2 separate regions of the Homo sapiens genome follow, and region 2 is linked to region 1. A link is an interaction called in ENCODE POLR2A ChIA-PET data of the cell type or tissue named here. Cell type or tissue: Caco-2. All regions are shown on one strand. Each heading gives the region's core, and the rest is flanking DNA. Links, peaks and the distances in the headings are about the cores only.

What was found. ChIA-PET counts read pairs that join two places held together with the same protein. Peaks named below come from ENCODE experiments on the same cell type or tissue, not always from the same donor. Only the 100,000 strongest peaks of a DNase experiment are listed, where the experiment ranks them.
Region 2: POLR2A ChIA-PET joins it to region 1 with 5 read pairs; 2 of 35 experiments call an interaction of 5 or more read pairs at or near these places.

Annotation. Positions count from the first base shown.
Region 1 is chr20:43,038,009-43,042,405 of GRCh38, forward strand. All of the region lies in intron 1 of PTPRT (protein tyrosine phosphatase receptor type T), which reads right to left. Among named protein-coding and RNA genes, the nearest start is that of PTPRT-AS1, 71 kb to the left of the region's middle. In Caco-2, for the core only: no CTCF peak of the experiment used is centred there; a DNase peak (open chromatin) is centred at 2,593.
Region 2 is chr20:43,145,126-43,149,522 of GRCh38, forward strand. All of the region lies in intron 1 of PTPRT (protein tyrosine phosphatase receptor type T), which reads right to left. Among named protein-coding and RNA genes, the nearest start is that of PTPRT, 43 kb to the right of the region's middle. In Caco-2, for the core only: no CTCF peak of the experiment used is centred there; no DNase peak of the experiment used is centred there.

The DNA.
Region 1 (4,397 bases), core at 250-4,249:
AAATCTGACCTAAACTGCTTCTGTGGCTACACCTGACCTGAGCCTATTTATAGCATTATTTATCTGACTTAGCTTTGCAGTCATATGTTTGGCTGCATAAATATTAACATGTTTGATTAAGGAGCACTTCCTCAGACTCCACTGGGGTTGTTACATAACATTCACAATATACGTATCATATTACCTCCCTAAAATCTAATAAAATACGAATTACAAACACATTTCGCCCAAAGGGTTTCAGACAAGGGATTAAGGAGCTGTATAAAATACTAGTAGATCAAATCTAGCACTATATTAAAGGAATAAAAACCATAGACAATTAAAGTTAATTACAACAATGGTTTAATATTTAGAAATTTAGTCATACAATTTGTAAAAATAATAGGTCAATTGAGTAAAACCACATGACAATCTCAACATTCGTTCCTGATATAAAAATAACCTAGAAATAGCATGCGAGTTCCTCAAAATGATTAAGAATATTTATCTGAAAAAACAGTCATCATACTTAATAAAATTTCAGGAGCATTATAATTAAATCAGAAAAAAGGATATCTGCTATGATTATTTAACTTCATTCTAGAATTTATAGCACAAGCAAAGCAATAAAAATAAAAGAGCTATAAGCATTTAAAAAGAGAAAACAGAAGTATCATTATGTGTAGATGACATTATTGTCTACCTTCAAACCCAAGAGCATAACTGAAAACTGTTGGAAATGATAAAAGATTTTTAGTATAGGAGCCAGATATAAAATATGTGCCTAAAACCACATCTATTTATACGAGCAATAGCCAATTAGAAAATATAACGGAAACATTTAACCCATATACAAAAGAAATACAGATAAATAAAAAATAAACAAGAAATATGCAAGACCTAAAAAAAGAAAACTCTTAAACTCCACTGAAGGGCATAACACAAGCGATTTGAGTAAATGCCAGGAGGTATGTTGTACTTAGATAAGAGAAATCAACACTGTGAAAATGCCTGAGATCTCTAACTTAATCTATAAATCCAACGCAGAGCCAACCAAAGTTCAAACAAGATTTGAGGGGAGCACCTGACAAAATTACTCTAAAGTTTTTCTGGGAGAATAAAAATGCAAAAATGCCTGGGAAACTTTTGAGATTTTAGAGTACTGGGGAAATAATCCTCTCCAATATGAAAACATATCATAGCTACAGTAGTAAACAAGATAGCATCACTGTATGGATAGACATAAATGAAAGCTAATTAGACCCCAAAATACATATTATTCTGGTTGCATGTCCTGTAAGTAGAAAACACATGAATTATTCAGTAAGAGGTATTAGGACAACTAGCTATCTTCTTGAAATAAAATGATAAAAAAAAAACCACAAAATCTCTATCTCACTCCTTACACCAAAATAAGGGCCTGATATGGTAAAGATTTAAATTTATAAAAGGAAGAGAGGAAAGGAAGAAGGGAGGGAAGGAAAGAAAACCATAAAAGCACCAGAAAAAAAAGAAAGTATATTTTATGAGAGTGAGGAAGGCCTTTCTGATGATGCCATGAAGATGAAAAATCAGTAACATACTGATAAATTTCATCACATAAAAATTTAAAAACAAATAAAAAACTTATTGTGACCAAAAATAAAAACCCAAAATCAAGTAAAAAGAAAACCACCACCTGAGAAAAAAACTACTGCAACATAAATGATAAAGAAAGAACTAATAGTTCTGGTGTCCAAAGACCATTTACAAATAAAAAAGAAGAAAACCAGGCCGGGTGCACTGGCTCACACCTGTAATCCCAGCACTTCAGTAGGCTAAGGTGGGCAGATCACCTGAGCTCAAGAGTTCTAGACCAGCCTGGGCAGTATGACAAAACCCTATCTCTACAAAAAACACAAAAATTAGCCAGCTGCAGTGGCATGCGCCTGTAGACCCAGCTACTCAGGAGGCTGAGGCAGGAGAATTGTTTGAGCCTGGGAGGCAGAGGTTGCAATGAGCCGAGATAGTACCGTTGCACTCCAGCCTGGGCAACAGAGCAAGACCTGGTCTCAAAAAAAAAGGAATAAAGAAGAAGAAAGAAGGAAGAAAGAGAAGAAGAAAACCACCTAAAAGAAAAATGTGCAGAGTATAAGCAACTAAAGCACAGGAAGGAAAATGAATGCCAAACACTAAATAACACTTGAAAATATTTTCTTACCTCACTAATAACTGAATGCTAATCAAAAAATGTTTTCATCTATGCAGTAAGAAGATAAAAAAGACTGATGAAAACCAGTGCTGGGAATGGAAGATAAAAACTACAACTCTTTTAGATAGCTGTTTGTCAATATTTAGAATTATGACTATCAATCATAAAATACCTAAAAGATATATAACTCACACAGCCAATATGGTTGCCAACAGAGCAGAACTGGGGAGGAAGGACAAAATTATTCACTATATATACTTATAAAACAATAAATATTTTTAAAATACACGAAATTATAACAGCCAATACTTACTAGCTGCTTGGCATATGCCAGACTCCGTGTTATAAGGCACTTTACCTGCACATACCCGCACCCCCTCACAACCCATTGTTCTACTTTCCCCAGAATGACAGAGCTCCCTCGCTGTCCTTGGTCCTGAAAGATGGGAATACCTGCTAACACTTCCTCCTCTTGTCAGAAGAGGACCAAAGAGGAAGCGCCGGTTTGTCTCTTCTTTCCTTGCCAACCCTTCCAGAAGAAGCATTGTGAATAAAATTGTTGAGAGCTAGACCTGCCTGAGGCCATGTCTGGGTAGCCATGGCTGATTTTCCTTTGCTTCAAAAGCTGTGTCTCCCTGTGCCCACTCATGATTCCTGAGGATACAGTGGGAATTCCCTGCTTCCTGCTTCCACTCCATTCCTCATTCAAAGACTGTCTGTTGGGAAATAATTCGAACCTGGAACATTTAGCATTCTTTTGCCCAGTGTTTCCCAAATTGTGGCACCCCGACCAGCAGCATCTGCATCACCTGGGAGCGTGTGAGAAATCAAATTCTTGGATCCACCCCAGACCTACTAAATCAGAAACTCCATGCATAGAGCCCAGCAATCTGTGGTTTAACAAGCCCTGCATGTGATTCTAATATAGCTAAAGTTTGAGACCGTCTCCAATCACTTACCAGTGAAGAAAACTAAGACTCGGAGAGCTTAAATGACTTGCTTCAGACCTGCAGCTAGAATGTGCCAGGGCTGGGATCTGAACTCAGATCTTTCTGTTTGGCAAACCATGGTCATACACACTGTGCTATAGTACTTTTTAATGTATTGCTTGTGTGGTATAAATTCAGGGAATACAAATTTTCTTTTAAAACTACAAATAATGTTCTTAAATGTTGTTATAATTAGCTTTAGCATTGGCTTTTTAAAATTTATGAAGGTGACAACAGAGCAGAAAATTATGCTAATCTTATCTCCTTTCATTTAACTCCATCTACATCACAGGACTCCTGTGTGTGGACAACAGGGACAAGTCCGCCCTGTCTCCCCAAAGCCAGCAACATTGAGTTGTAGGAAAGTACCTATAAGAGCCTTGCCAGCCTTGGGTGATGGCCATAACGTGCCACCTACTTCCCTTAGATCATCGTACAAGGGCTACCTCTTCCAAGAATCATTTTCGGCTGGAAAGTAAACCTATCCAACCTATGGTGAGCAAATGTGGTGTTTACTGTCATGCCAAATATTCTTGTTGTCATGCCAACAAGTGTTGGCAAGCTGCAGTCCACAGGCCAAATATGGCCCACTAGCTTTTTTTGTAAATAAAGTTTTATTGGAACATAGCTAAGCTTATTTGTTTATGTATTATCAATGGCTGCTTTCATGCTACACTGGGAAAATTGAGTACATGAGGCAGAAATATGTCCCACAAGGCCTAAAATATTTACAACCTGTCACTTTACAGATAATGTTTACTGACCCTTGGTCTAAATGGTTGTCACTCAAATCGAAAGAGAACAGATTTTTGCATGCCTGAACTCAAGTTCTAGGACTGACATGTACCAGAATCTGATGTTCAGAAAGTTCTTTACCCTCCCTGAGCCTCAATTTCCCCATTTGTACAATAGCTGCTCCACTGAACTGTGGTGATGGTTAGATGGAACAAGACATGTTAAAGGCCTGGTGCACAGCAGGTGCTCATTACGGGCTATTTTCCTCCCTTCACCTACTTAGGTACAGAGATTCCTAAAGACCAGTGGTGTCATAGCTCCAGCACATAGTAGGTACATTGTTTATTCAGGGCCAATTCCCTTTGTAAATTCAGAATGCAGAGGCTCTGCAAAGCCTGTAGGCTGCAATTTAAAATGTCTCATCGTCCAGTGATCCAGGCGATAATTTACTAACCAGGCAGCACACTTAGACACTATCATCTCCCAAAGCCAAACTTGTCCTG
Region 2 (4,397 bases), core at 289-4,288, 110 kb after region 1:
TGCCCATTTATCTGTCTCCTTCCAAAATGTCTGATCAACAAGGAAACATGTCTATGTTGTTCACCAATGTCTCCCTAGTCCTGACACATAGGAAGCCCTCAATAATCTACTTTATTTATGTATTTATTTACTTATTTCTTTATTTATTGACTAGAATAAAGTAGATTATTGAAGGTTTCCTATATGTGTAATCCTTTCATCTACTCCAAGCTTGTTGAAAGAAAGCAAGAATTTCCAACTATCAATCACCTTCACTGATCTGTTTCCTATATCTCTATTAATGCAGCCCCAAATGGCATAGGCTTCTTAAGTTGCCACAATTCACTTCAGATGCACACATAATTTCCCCTTGACTGAAGAACTCAAGGATTTTTCTATTACATACTGTTAAACCATCTCATACCCAAGCAATTCTCCAATTTAAATACTTGCTGCAGGAGTTTCTTATCAAGACAGAAAGAAGGAAAGCCCATTTTCAGGATGAAAAAGAGAATGTGAACACTTTCAGCTTCCATTTTTATCTGGTTCAGCCCTGGCTCACAGATTAATTTCTGGCACCAGGATCTGGGACCAGATAACAGAGAATCACACAGAAGAGCCTTCTCCAGCTCTCCAAAGCCAGCAAGAATCACTCTTTTCACAATCGTCCATTTTACAATGTGTCTAATTATAACTGAATAAATTACTTCTGCCATTCTGCAGAAATACTTAAAATAAATAGCTCTCTTTCCTTGAATTAAAATCATAGTCTTTTGTTCACTGTTTTCTGTTCCATAAAGCAACAGAGTCTGTTGATTAAAGATCATTTATAGGACTTCGTTTTCAATCTTTTTTATGATATCACTTTAAAATACCCCCAAATATTCAGCTGCAAGGAGGGATAAGAACTACTGGAAATTGGCTCTTTGAGAGTTTTTGATGAGAAATGAAGTCGTGGATGTAACTCTCAGCGAATGAGCATATATTAGAAAAGTCGATTTTAATAACTACTTGGTTCTTCTTCTTGGACTTTTTTTCTCTACCCAACTTCCTACATTTTTCTTGAGATTACAACATAATCCCCACTGACACACTAAATATTACCTCTCTGTATTGAATGGATGACGCTGAGACAATAAATCACTTTGAGCTAACACAATATGCCAACCAGTCCCAGCTAAGCCAAATATTTGACGAAAGACATACAAACTGAAATTTAGCAAGGCAGGAATGCTTTGGGGATTATGTCCTGAATATCAACCATCTCTAGACCCTATGTAGTGAAAAAAATAGATGTTCAAGGAGGCCATATGTGAATGCATAAGATGATTCTGTGTTCAGAATAACCACAGTTAGCCAATTCCAGGAGATATCTTGGGATGAGATTGTGATTAGGCCACTCTCCAAACACTAGTGGATGTCACGACAAAATAAAGACTCTTCACTTCTGAACCAAAAAAAAAAAAAATCACCCCAAAACACATAAACTATTGTTCTTCTGCAGTGGTGTAGAAACAAACATGATGTTGATGAAAAAGACTGTCTGGGGGTACTGAGCATGCCACTAGGGAAGCTGACACCTCGGGTCCTCTCACTTGCATGGGCCCCTTTCAAAGCCCGGTGCTAATTTGGTATCTGAAATGCTGTCTTCTTTTTCTTAAAGTGGGCCCCTGAATTGTGCACACTTCCACAAAACCTTCCAGAGCTGCCCCTGTGGACCCTACTTTAGAAGGATTGAAATGGGACTCCAGAGATGCCCTCAGCTGTCAATACGATGGAACTATATTCACAGGTCATCCTAAGTCCCCTAAAAGGAAGACAGAGCATCTCTGGCCAGCAGCCAAGGCCTTCCCAGGGCAGCTCCAGTGAACTTCTCTGACTCCCATCTCACTCGCCCAACCTGCCTTCCACTGAAGCATCAGTGATCACTAACCAGCTTCATCCACTGTCATGTTTCACTAGAGCTGGGACCTCAGCCAAGCATGTTCTACCTCATGTCTTCTCTCCAGGTACCTCTGCTCCTCCTTCAGAACCTACTCGAGGGGCATCAGCTCTAAGAAACCTGTCTTGGTGCCCCCTTCCCCCAAGATGAAACTGTGTCCTCCTATGTGCCCTGCAGCTTGGAGCTTAGTACCTTCCCTGGGTCTGAAATGTGGCTCCCTCACTTACTAGAAACCTCCCATGCCTCAGTTTCCTCATCAGCAAAATGGAAAGCAACAGTACTCCCCTCATAAAATGGACACGAGGATAATCCTTGTTGCACAGTAGAAACTCAATAAACGCCAACCATCATCATCATCATCCTACACATCGCTTCGTCAGAAATCCCTCAACAACTCATTCTACCTCCCCCATCAGACCAGGGACTTCTCAATAGCAGAGATGGAAGCCCCTGTGCCCAGAGCCTGGTGCTCCATAAATGTTTGCTGAGCACATGAAGGAATTAAGTAATATTTATATTATGACCAACAGAGGTAAAATTCAATAACACATCCCACAGCCTCTTGTTTGCTAACATTTCAAGTCTATATTGGAGAATTTGATGAAAAGCATAAGAAGACAGAACAGGGAGCAAAACAGCTCTGCATCATGTTTCTCTGTCTATTCCCAAGAGCATCCCTTCTTCATCATGGGCCAACAGAGCCCAGAGCTGCTAGCTGTCTACAAAACCCATCTCCCAAGGGCAGCTTCATTCATCGACCTCTCTTTGCAGACAGACTTCCAAGGTGCCTTCGGCTGAAAAATTCTTTCATCTACTCCAAGCCAAAGCAGGATCACAGAACCTGGCACTCTCACCCAGAAATCACCACACACACCATTTGACCCATCTAGATTCTTCCTATCAGGTTAGAAAACATGAATAACTCTATAGCCATGATGAGACTTTAAATCTACCCAAGACCTCTTCAAGCAAAGCAAGGGCTCTGTCTGTGGAAGCTGCAATAGGTGTCATGGAAGTGTACACGTGCAATCTACACAGAGCATTGACATTTCCATACCCTGGGCTGGTTGGGTGGGGGGATCTGCCTCCATGTTTAACCTCATCTTGGCCACACCCTCACACCTGCCCTTCACTCCCAACTCCACAAAATCAATCTGCATATCCTCATATTAAATATATGCTTCAATTGTTCACATGTCACTGTCCTAGCACATTTGTCACTCTGCCTGGAACGGTTCTCACCAACCCTCCATCGCATCCCTGGGGCAAGAAGTATCCATCTCAATAATGTCTCCCTACTCCTTTCAACCCCATCCCCAACTTTTGAGGCCTCCTGGACCCCTCTTCTTCAGACTCCCCTAGTTCTTGCCCCATGATTCTCTCAGCACTGTTGTTGTATGTCTCTCATCCACCATATGTTATCTCTGCAACCCCAGCACCCAGCACAGCAATGGATGCACACAGCATGTGCTCTGTGAATACCTGATGAATGAATGATTCCACGAGAAATCTCCCCTGAGATCACAGACTTAAATTATGCTCCACATAATTCCTGAGTTTCTTAAAAGAAGAGGTGTTCCCATCCAGTGGGTCATTGCTCATTAACCCCAAAACCATCCCAGCTATTTTTATAGAGGGAGTAAAGAATATGTGGGTTGATTTTTCAGGAAGAAATTTCCCATAGCAGAACCACTCTGAAGGCTGAGGTGTAGCACTGGTATAGGGTTCATATGCCTCAAAAATGTACTGTCTGCTACCTTTTTTCATAGGCAAGAAAAATAAAGCCGCAGAAGTGAAGAAATAAGATGGGCTTTACTCTCACCTCCAAGATTGCAAAACATCAGTAGTATCTGCTCAAGAAATCTTTAACGTGCTTGAGGTAGGTCAGAGATGTTGTTTTTTAAAATGTCTGTGTGATCCTCTTACTTCTGCAAGACAAATTAATGCTGCAGAATAACTGGGGGAAAGAAAAAAATCTAGATCCATGTTCTGTTGGAATGCAGCTTGCTCTAATTGTTTTCTCATGTAATTACATATATTACCAATATAATTACAAATAATACACATATTTGATTTGTGCAATTATAGAATAGTATATAATTTTTAAATGTGGTATGTTTCTTTCTACCCAAGATCCCTTTGTGAAGAAAATGATTTATCATTTCTAAAAATATGCCCCTGTGCATTATGTTTTAATAAAGCAAAAATTAGTAAATATTTGCCTTTCTTTTATATTTCAACAAAATAAACTTTGTCATGAAAATTCAAGTTTTAAAAGGCTCATTATATGCTTTGAAAAACTGCTTGCACTAGGTTAATTCTATTCACTGGAGAAAAGCCAACCAAATACTATGATTCTCAAGAAAGGTAATTATAACAGACAATGTATAAGGCACAGTCAAGGGAGGTATTTGAGAAGGCCTGGGATAGGAGGAAATAACACCTCAATGAATGGGTGAGGAACAGCCTATTTAAG